2 separate regions of the Homo sapiens genome follow, and region 2 is linked to region 1. A link is a contact called in ENCODE Hi-C or POLR2A ChIA-PET data. All regions are on one chromosome and are shown on one strand. Each heading gives the region's core, a stretch centred on a gene start or an enhancer-like site at or near the end of the contact. The rest is flanking DNA. Distances are from core to core; before and after follow the strand shown. Region 1 holds the start of SCML4 (Scm polycomb group protein like 4). Region 2 holds the start of AMD1 (adenosylmethionine decarboxylase 1).

Region 1 (4,583 bases), core at 1,324-3,823:
TTCACCGTGTTAGCCAGGATGGTCTCGATCTCCTGACCTTGTGATCTGCCCACCTCAGCCTCCCAAAGTGCTGGGATTACAGGCGTGAGCCACCGCGCCCAAGCAATCCAGCTTTTGTTGATTTCAATTTTAGGCTTTATTACCAAGTTGACCTGTTAGATGACAATGGGTGCTTCCCACATGCACCCACCTTGAGGACAAGGACAACAGTAGCCCATCTGGGAGGAGGCAAGGAGGTTGGGCCTGAGGATCAGAGTGAGAAACCCTCACAGAGCTGGGTAGGAAAACCAGCAACTCCTTTCTTATGGGTAGATTCTGCCAACCCTTTTACTTCTTTTACAGGACTTGGAGATTATTTCTGATTACTTAAGAAATGTTATTTTTTTTAATCCTAAGAAACATTTTAGAGTGAAAATTGGTCTAATGTCTCAGCCCATTCCAGGTGCTTTAAGCTCAGTGTAGTGTGGCATGTGTGAGGCCACGGGTGTGAGTATAATAACCGCTGTCGCTGGGACAGAGATGCTGTCCAAACTTAAATCATCCATCTTCTTTCCTTTTCTTTCCTTTTCTTTTCTTCTTTTTCTTTTCTTTCTTTTCTTTTCTTTTCTTCTTTTCTTTTTCTTTCTTTTTTCTTTTTTTTTGAGATGGAATTTCACTCTTGTCACCCAAGCTGGAGTGCAATGGCGTGATCTCAGCTCACTGCAACCTCTCCCTCCCAGGTTCAAGCGATTCTCCTGCCTCAGCCTCCCGAGTAGCTGGGATTACAGGCAAGCGCCACCAAGCCTGGCTAATTTTTGTATTTTTAGTAGAGATGGGGTTTCACCATGTTGGCCAGTCTGGTCTCGAACTCCTAACCTCAAGTCCAGGAGTCCCAAAATGCTGGGATTACAGGCATGAGCCACCACACCTAGCCCATCCATCTTATTTTCTTTTTTTTTTTTTTTTTTTTGAGATGGAGTCTCGCTCTGTCACCCAGGCTGGAGTGCAGTGGCACGGTATCGGCTCACTGTGAGCTCCGCCTCCCGGGTTCACGCCATTCTCCCTCCTCAGCCTCCCAAGTAGCTGGGACTACAGGCGCCCGCCACCACGCCCAGCTAATTTTTTGTATTTTTAGTAGAGACGGGGTTTCACCATTCACAGGATGGTCTCGATCTCCTGACCTCGTGATCCACCCGCCTTGGCCTCCCAAAGTGCTGGGATTACAGGCATGAGCCACTGCACCTGGCCCATCCATCTTATTTTCTTTTCTTCTCCTCTTCCTCCTTCTTTAGTGAAATCAACTTATATGAAATGAAAATGCAAACTACCAAACCTGCCTTTTCCCATACAAAACAACAAAATTTGATGATTAAATGAACTAAAGTAGTGAATTTCTTCTTGCTCAATTAATTACAAGGCTTTGACTTAAAACAATTTTTTATATTTTCATAATAAATTTCAGAGGAGAGATTTCTTATGTACTTCTAATGTGACTCTACACATATATTTAGAGAAACCTCAAGTTGTCCATTGCAGTTTTTTTCACTCTCAGTAACTGGCCAGGTTGTGGCCTAAGCCTTCGTTAGCCCTGGTTGATATTTAGTCCCGGCTAAATTTGTTTGCTGCTCATCCCTAGGAGTAAGCCACATGTTTGTAGAATGGATGTTTCATCTTGTAGGAAATACCTGTGAATATGCCAATATCCCAGAGTGGATGAAATGGGCAATGGGGAGCCCTGCTCCACTTTACAAAAAGAAAGGAAAAGAAAAGATCCCTTCGCCGATATATATTGATTTGCTGCAGAAAATGCAATGGGGCATGGGAATGAATAGTCACTCTTGCCCTGTTTCTATCCTGTGCAGGTCCCACCACGTTGAGGTGGGTAGAGATGCTTACACACACACACATACAGGCCTGGAGCCAAAGTCAGGGCCGGCTTTAATGAACTGTACACATATGTTGTGGGCAGCCGCTGATTTAATATGTACAACCATGGTGTGTGCACACACCTGGATAGGCACACTGCTCTGGGAATCACACAGGGTCTCCTGAACAATGATGCTATTGTAATATTTCTTTTTGTTTTATTTGTCCAAAGTCAAACATTCACTCTGTCAGATCACCAGTGTCTTATAAGCCTGGTGTTGGCCCACACTGCTGCAGGATTGGGACAAAGAGACGATGTTACAGTCTGGTTTCTATGGCAACAGAGGAGGGGTAATGAAAACTGAAATGTTGGAAACACCCATTCTAACCATTGTGACATAATTCAGGTTATTACAAGGATGTAACTACCAAAGAAGCAGAAGTGTCATTACCTTGCAGCTCATGTCGACAAAAAGCTACACTGCACATTTCTCTTAGGCTGCTAAGAGGAAGGAAACACAAAACACACACACACACACACACACACACACACACACACACACACACACACACACACAGAGGCCTCGTTTTCTGCATGTAAAATGTGTGTGTTCTTTAAAAGCCAGTGGTTGGCTGGTTTTCCGGACATGATGTGGTTGAAGCTGTCATCGTAATGGAAATTCATTGCTGTAGCTATGGTAAATCGAGTTTTCTGCCTGTGCTGAATGCATTAGTCTAATGAGATGTTTGCAGCTGGAGCGCAGGGCTGCTGGAGACTAACTGTGAGCTACTAACACGGGTGGAAGATAGCTTTTGCAATACTCGGTTTGCATGTGCTGAAAGTCATCTGTCTTCTGAGTCAACACTCCCGACCTGGTAAACAACCTGCTCAGGGCTCTGGTGAACAAGCTGTAGGTAAGGGAGATGCACAATTGGAGGCGTGCCGTTGACACGGGATCTTTCTCTTGTAACTGTCAGCATGACAGGTTACCTGTTTCAGTTTTTTCTGGGTTGCATGCCTACCTCTATGGCAACGCACAAGAGTGTCCTGCACTAAAACCACTGAGTCCAGTAGGTAAACTTTAGTTCCTCATATGCAAAGTACAGCATTTAATTTATTAACCAGATCTCAGAGGGGAAAATGTAACATTGAATTATATAGTTTATAAATTTGGGCTATATACATGTTCATTACTCTTTAACTCTGCATTTAAATACCTAGAAAGTTATTTTTTTCCAAATGTGAACTCAAGTAACCGGTTAGTTATTTTTTCCCTTCACGATAATTTTGCTTTGTTTTGCTTTTTAATTTTAAAAAAATTGTACTATGTCTTGGGATAAAAATATTTACCTAAAATTTGGTTATTAAAATTGGTATGTTATGAACATGTAAAAGTGTTTTTTTTCCCATTTAATTTTATTTCAAATATCCCAGGTAGAATATTTCACATGTCTTTGTGCTGGTTTTTCCTAATTTATGAGGCATAAATAAGAATAATATTTACTGCTAGTTTCTGGTTTTAATTCGTTTTTTGGGAAAAAAACTGGTGACTATGGAGTATTAGCGGCAGTTTTCCCAAGCTCAAAATCACCTCCTTCCCAGGTGGAGCACTGTGACTTGAACCAGCTTCCACGTGCTCCTCCCAAAGCATGAGGGGTCCTCTCCAGGTTGATTGCTGGCTGGACAGGAGCGGTGGATGAGGCCAGGGTGCAGGCTGCTGAGCTGTTTTGCTGAGTTGAGGTGCTTGAGTCAAAGTTCTTTCCACTATCTGTGATCGTGAACGAGAGGTGTCTCCTCGTGTTGTCTCTAGATTCCATGACGGTACTCATGAGGGTTAGACAATCAGTGGCTTTCTGAGAAAGTGGTTTTTTACTGATCTCAGACACTACAGTACTTGAGAAAGTAATCCAGGCACTTCAGAATCAGGGTATTTGTTATATGCTGTTTTTCTTTCTTTTCAACCAGAGGAACCATTTTTGAAGAATGAGGGATATAGCTGCTTTTTTTCTCCACTTTTTTTTTTTTAAAGCAAAATAGAATATCTGGAGTGAAAGCATAAAAATAACTACAAAGGAATTCTTAGTGTGTTAAACTATCTGGGGGGTATAATATTTGTGTGGAGCATTTTTTGTGTTGCTTGGTAGAACTAGTCTGATAAAATGAGGGGCTGTTTGAGCAACAGCAGCTGGGTGAAGATTACCTAGAAAATCGGTACTGCGTGATCGTCTAAACTCAAAAGGTTAATGTAGAATCTTCAGTTTTAGGGAAATTGGTGGCTTCACAAACTATAACTTTTAAACAGGCTTTTTGACAGAATTTTTAAAAAATATGAATGTGTTTTCTTTAGCTCTTTAAATTGTGTACGTAGATGAGCTCTGAAATATTTTGGTAAATTCATCAGTTTGCTTCATTTGTGGAATTATAACAAAAGTGCAAAGCCCACAAAAATCCAGTTCTTTCATGTATAACATGTTTACATTTCTTCCCTGTGTCCCCAAAATTACTTTTATTTTGCTGCAAAAAAAAAAAAAGAAAAGAAAAAAAGAAAAGAGTAAATGAACGGTAATAGAAAGACAAGAAAACAATAAGCGAAACGAGTAAGTTGCTTTTCATCATTTCTTTGCTTTTGGTGGTGTGTTTTCGAGGCGAGGGAAATCAGCAGAAGCAGTTTCACTTTCTGGTTCTTGACTCCTGGGGGTGAGGGTGAAAGGCTGTCTCCTCTAGCAAGCAGCAGGTA
Region 2 (4,498 bases), core at 1,859-4,358, 3.1 Mb before region 1:
TATGTTTATTATGCTTTATAAACAGATTTGTTTAATTCCATCTGTTCATCTTTTAACCTACTTTTAGTTTATTCACATCTTAATAGAGCCCAGGAGGTCAAGGCTGCAGTGAGCCATGATCCTGCCACTGCACTCCAGCCTGGGCTATAGAGGGATCCTGTCTTTAAAGTGTTAAAGATAACAGTTTACGTACTACATATAACATATTAACTTATTTATTCTTCACAACTTCCATGAGCTATGTACCATTATTGTCTCCATTTTACAGATGAGGAAACAGCTCACACAGCTATTAAATGCTGTTTGAATTCAAATCTTGTTATTCCAGAGGCTATGCACTTAATCACGTCATTTGAGTAAAACATGTCACGCTTTATTCTTCTAGATGACCGATTATCCTTCCCTGGGGTCTCTGGGGCTGGCCCCATGTCCCCACCGACCGGACTCCGTCCATGATACTCTCTTTGCTAGGCTGTTGATTTTAGGTGATTCAAGGAACACCTACTATTTCAGGCTTTTTTAAACATCCTGGTAAATAACCTAACCACTTGAGTGGTCACTGAAAAATGTTCCAACGAAGGTTATCACGGGACCTTAGTTAAATCAACATATTTTTCAGTTCTTGCTTAACTTGCTTTATCTACAACAGTTACAATGTGGCAGTGTACTACCAATAGTTGTTCAATGAATGTTACATGTCCACAAAATGGATGGCACTAAATCATCTACACAAGGGAATATTTTGTCCTTCAAAGTTTAACTTTGGCCATGATTTTAAAAGCCACACTGGAGCAGTAAAACAATTTGGGCTGATTAAAGTACAAAGTAAAAAGGGTTCTTAAACATTTAAAGAAAGCAGGCTGCTTTGTAAAAAGCCTCTTCCTCCTCTCTCCACTTTGACTCAGGAAGCTCTAAACAGCCAAACCGCCAAGAACTTGGGGAGAACAAAATCTTCTTCCCTTTATTAAGAACATGTACTTACTATTATTTAAGGGCTCAAACATTTAAAAAGCCAAAGTGACAACTTCTGTTATTCGTTTTCTAGGACTGTTCTTACCCAAGATTTTCTAGGTTCTTGCCAAGATTTTCTAGGTTAATTATCCTGATCACAATCGTTTTACCAAACGTCTATCACAAATACCATCTTTCTCATCTGTGAAATGAAGGAAATACTAAGCTTCTCCATGACCAAAGTCCGCTTCCTATAATCTCACGTGAGCCTGGCACGTAGTAAGCGCTATAGACATTTTAAGTGTCACACGAAGCTTGAAAAAAATGAGACGTGTGACATTTTAGCTATGACTAGTATTTTTTTCTACAATGGAATCGTTCAAGATACACTGCTAGAAACCGGGTTTCCCGTCGTGCCTTAAAGTCTCGGTAGCACGTGTCTGCCTGGATTCCCTTTTCCAGTTGCTTTTTGTCAAGGGACAGCTCCAAGAACAGCTAACACTCCTAAAACGCCCATTGGTCCACACCCTGGGGCCAGGCTCTGAGTGCGGCCCAGGAGCCCATTGGTCGCCGCCTCTCAATGAAGCTGGCCACGCCAGTTACTCCGCTGCACCGCCACCCTAGCCGCACTCGTGCGCAGAGGAGCCAGGGATCCGGTGGCAGGGCCTAGGAAGGCCATTGGTGGCCACCGGTGCGACCGCCGCCAGGAACAAGGCCTAAGCATCCACGGGATCTCTGGGCTTTTATATAAGCATGGATTTCCACAGCAATACCAACTAAAACGCCTCTTCGGCGCGGTCAGCCCAAGTATCTCTCGCGTGACGGCCCGCAGTGGGAGTGGGCCCCAGATTCCTTTGCTCAAGCTTAAGGCATTAGAGGCATTATGTCCTGGGGCAGGCGGGCCTCCCTCCACCCGCACCTCTCCCGCCCCGCTCCGCCGGCTCCGTAGCAGGTTACACAACCCAAGGTCAAGAGATTGGGGAGCAGCCCCCAGCGGCCTCAGCGGCCGTGTCGAGGGCGGCCCCGGGGACTGCGCCGTCTGCCCAGCCGCCCCGAAAAGGCTCTGGCGCAGAGCATGTTAGGGGAGCGGTGGGGCCCCGCCACTGCGACATAACTGCTCCCGCCCAATCCCCGCCGCCCGAACGCCACATGCTGCCCGCGGCCGCCGCGGGTGGGAGGCCTCTTCGCCAGCCCCTCAGACAAGGCCGGGAGGGCCCCTCCTATCCGCGCCCGAGGCAAGAACAAGCGCCGCTCCCGCCCTCCATTCCCCGAAGCCGGCACGCCCGAATTAGCGCCTGACTAAGCCCGCCGAGCCACACCTGCCGGAGGCAACCCGCGCAGGCGCCCCCGACCCCCACCTGGGGCCCCTGCCGCCAACTACTACGGAGGGAAATGTCGGGAGGCGCGGGCCGCAAAACCACCCCGGGCCGCGCCGCCCGCCGCCCAGCGCGGGACGTTACCTGAGCACGCGGCCGCGCCGGCCTCCTCCCCTCCCCCAGGGCAATGCCAGGCGCGGCAACCACGGCGGGAGAAGCCGGCTCCGGCCCGCGTGGACATGGCCGCTCTCCCCCAAACCGCGCACCTTCCAAGGCCGCCGAAGCGACCCCAGGCCGCAGACTTGCCCCCAACTGAAAGCTGAGGGAACTCGGGCTCCACCCGTGGCTGGTGCCTCGGCGGCGGCGACAGCCCCCAGGCCCGGATGTCAGCGAGCGCCCCGGGGACCCACCTTGGGATAGTGCGAAGATCCCCAGATCCTTGGTTTGCGTCGGGCTGCTGCCGGGAGAACCAAACCTCCAGCAGCTTCTCGGTCCCTTCGAAAAAATGTGCAGCTTCCATCACCGTGAGACTAGCGAACAACCAACAACCACAGAAAATCAACTAAATTAAACCTCTTCTCCCGCCGCTGCCGCCGCCGCTGCGGATTGTTCCAGCTGTGTTACTAAAGTTCAGGTTCCTTTTTTTTTTTGCTATAATTTTATATTAACTTTTTTTAAAAAAAGGACTAATAAAATTTTCCCGGCTTTGTGTGAGCGAAAGTTGAACGTGAGTCTTTTGGAAATAGAGGCAGATACAGTTCAGTCTCTTGTATTCCGCTGCTTTCCCGTTAGAGAGAGTAGAGCGAGCGCTAGCTAATGTCGCCGGCCATACTGTGTAAGCGAGAGCGCTGCGTGAGCACCGCCCTTATATATCCCGGCTCCCCCCAAAAGACCAGGAAGTGACGCATCGTCCCACCTCCACGGCCTATAGCTGCTGCCGCCTGTCAATCACTCGCGGCCGAGTGGCGGCTGGCTGGCCGAGGGCCTGGCGGAGAGCGCGGGGAGCTGCCCACTGCGCTGCGGCTCGGGCTCTGGCCGGCTCCTGAGTGGGAGTTGGTGCTGTGATGTCCAGCTGGGGACTAGAAACCTCGGATCGAACGCAGAGTGGGTGGGGAGAGCGGGAACGGAATGAGGAAAGGCTGTGCAGAGCTGTTTAGAAAAAAAAAATGATTAGCAGAAAACATGGGTGGGTCCTTAGGGGTGTTGGCGGGGTTCAGCGGGGACGGTGGCCAGCGCTGGGTTGGCGTGGTGGTTTTGATCTTGTGCAGTTCACCGCGACTGCTGAGGTACTTGGCCATTCTTAAAAGTGTGTTTTCCCAAGGCGAACGCAGCCAGGCGTTAAAACTAAACATTTGTCCGTGACGCGCACGTTGCCAGGGGTCGAATTAGAAGGCGCTTTAATTCTGCTCACGCCTTGGCTGATGTGCGAATGAAAGCAGTCCTCGGCTGGTTTATACAATAGCCAGAAGCATTGTCTTCCTATTTCAGAAGAGAAAAGCAACGTGGCGCCCAGCCTTGGAGGGCCCCGGCTTTACCCACCTCCCACCGTGTGGCTCGCCATGCCTCCGAATTGGCTGAGCACAGCAGCCTCCGGGAAGCACTGGCAGCTCCGTTGCTCCATTAGCTCAACTGGTGGGAATTTATTCAGCAAAACTACTTCTAGAAACTGAATGTGTTAAATATAATCTGAACTTATTTGATCATGTTTTTCTTTGAATTTTATCAAGCTGATGTATTAATTGATGGAGGTTCTCCTTACCCCCCAAAATTTACAGTGCTATCTTCCCATGTGCTTAAGAAGGATTTACCTGGAAATTAATAAAACAGGGATTCCAGAGCTATCACTGGTGGTAACTTAAATAACTATCAGTCTAATATTTTATAAGTGTTAAGTATAAAATAGTCGTCAAGCCATGGTCAAACAGTTTAACCTCAGATGGCAAAACTGGTAACAAAGTTATTACTTTTACTTGGGAATATGGGAGGAAAAAAACCCAAGCTGACATAAAAATTGCTATTGTCACAAGACAAAAGGACTTTTCGCTATCATCCTTAGAAAAAAACTTTCCCCAAAGTGAAATAAGATGATGTCAACATGAAAAATCCACTGAAAAAGACATGGTTTGGGTTTGCACTCTAGATACCCTGTAGAATAGCTCTTGTCTTACAAGAACGTGGTTCACGTGTCTCCGTGAAACCTGTTGAAAGAAGCTATGTTGTGAGCTAGGTAC

Evidence for each region. Hi-C counts contacts between places; a loop is a spot of excess contacts on that map. ChIA-PET counts read pairs that join two places held with the same protein, here RNA polymerase II (POLR2A). Pooled maps may share reads with other maps.
Region 2: a pooled map shows a loop between it and region 1 (8-fold over the local background). The contact joins the promoter of AMD1 here to the promoter of SCML4 in region 1. A Hi-C loop is called at or near these places in 4 of 50 pooled maps. POLR2A ChIA-PET finds 5 or more read pairs at or near these places in 4 of 52 experiments (CD4-positive, alpha-beta T cell, activated CD8-positive, alpha-beta T cell, activated CD8-positive, alpha-beta memory T cell and 1 more).

Annotation. Positions count from the first base shown.
Region 1 is chr6:107,822,303-107,826,885 of GRCh38, reverse strand. SCML4 (Scm polycomb group protein like 4) reads left to right here and starts at 2,573. Exons shown (of 8, transcript NM_198081.5): 1 at 2,573-2,760. RefSeq lists an enhancer at 4,421-4,490.
Region 2 is chr6:110,873,395-110,877,892 of GRCh38, reverse strand. AMD1 (adenosylmethionine decarboxylase 1) reads right to left here and starts at 3,108. Exons shown (of 9, transcript NM_001634.6): 1 at 2,678-3,108. The coding sequence starts at 2,787. RefSeq lists enhancers at 1,256-1,970, 1,971-2,686 and silencers at 1,934-2,123, 2,154-2,223, 2,284-2,533.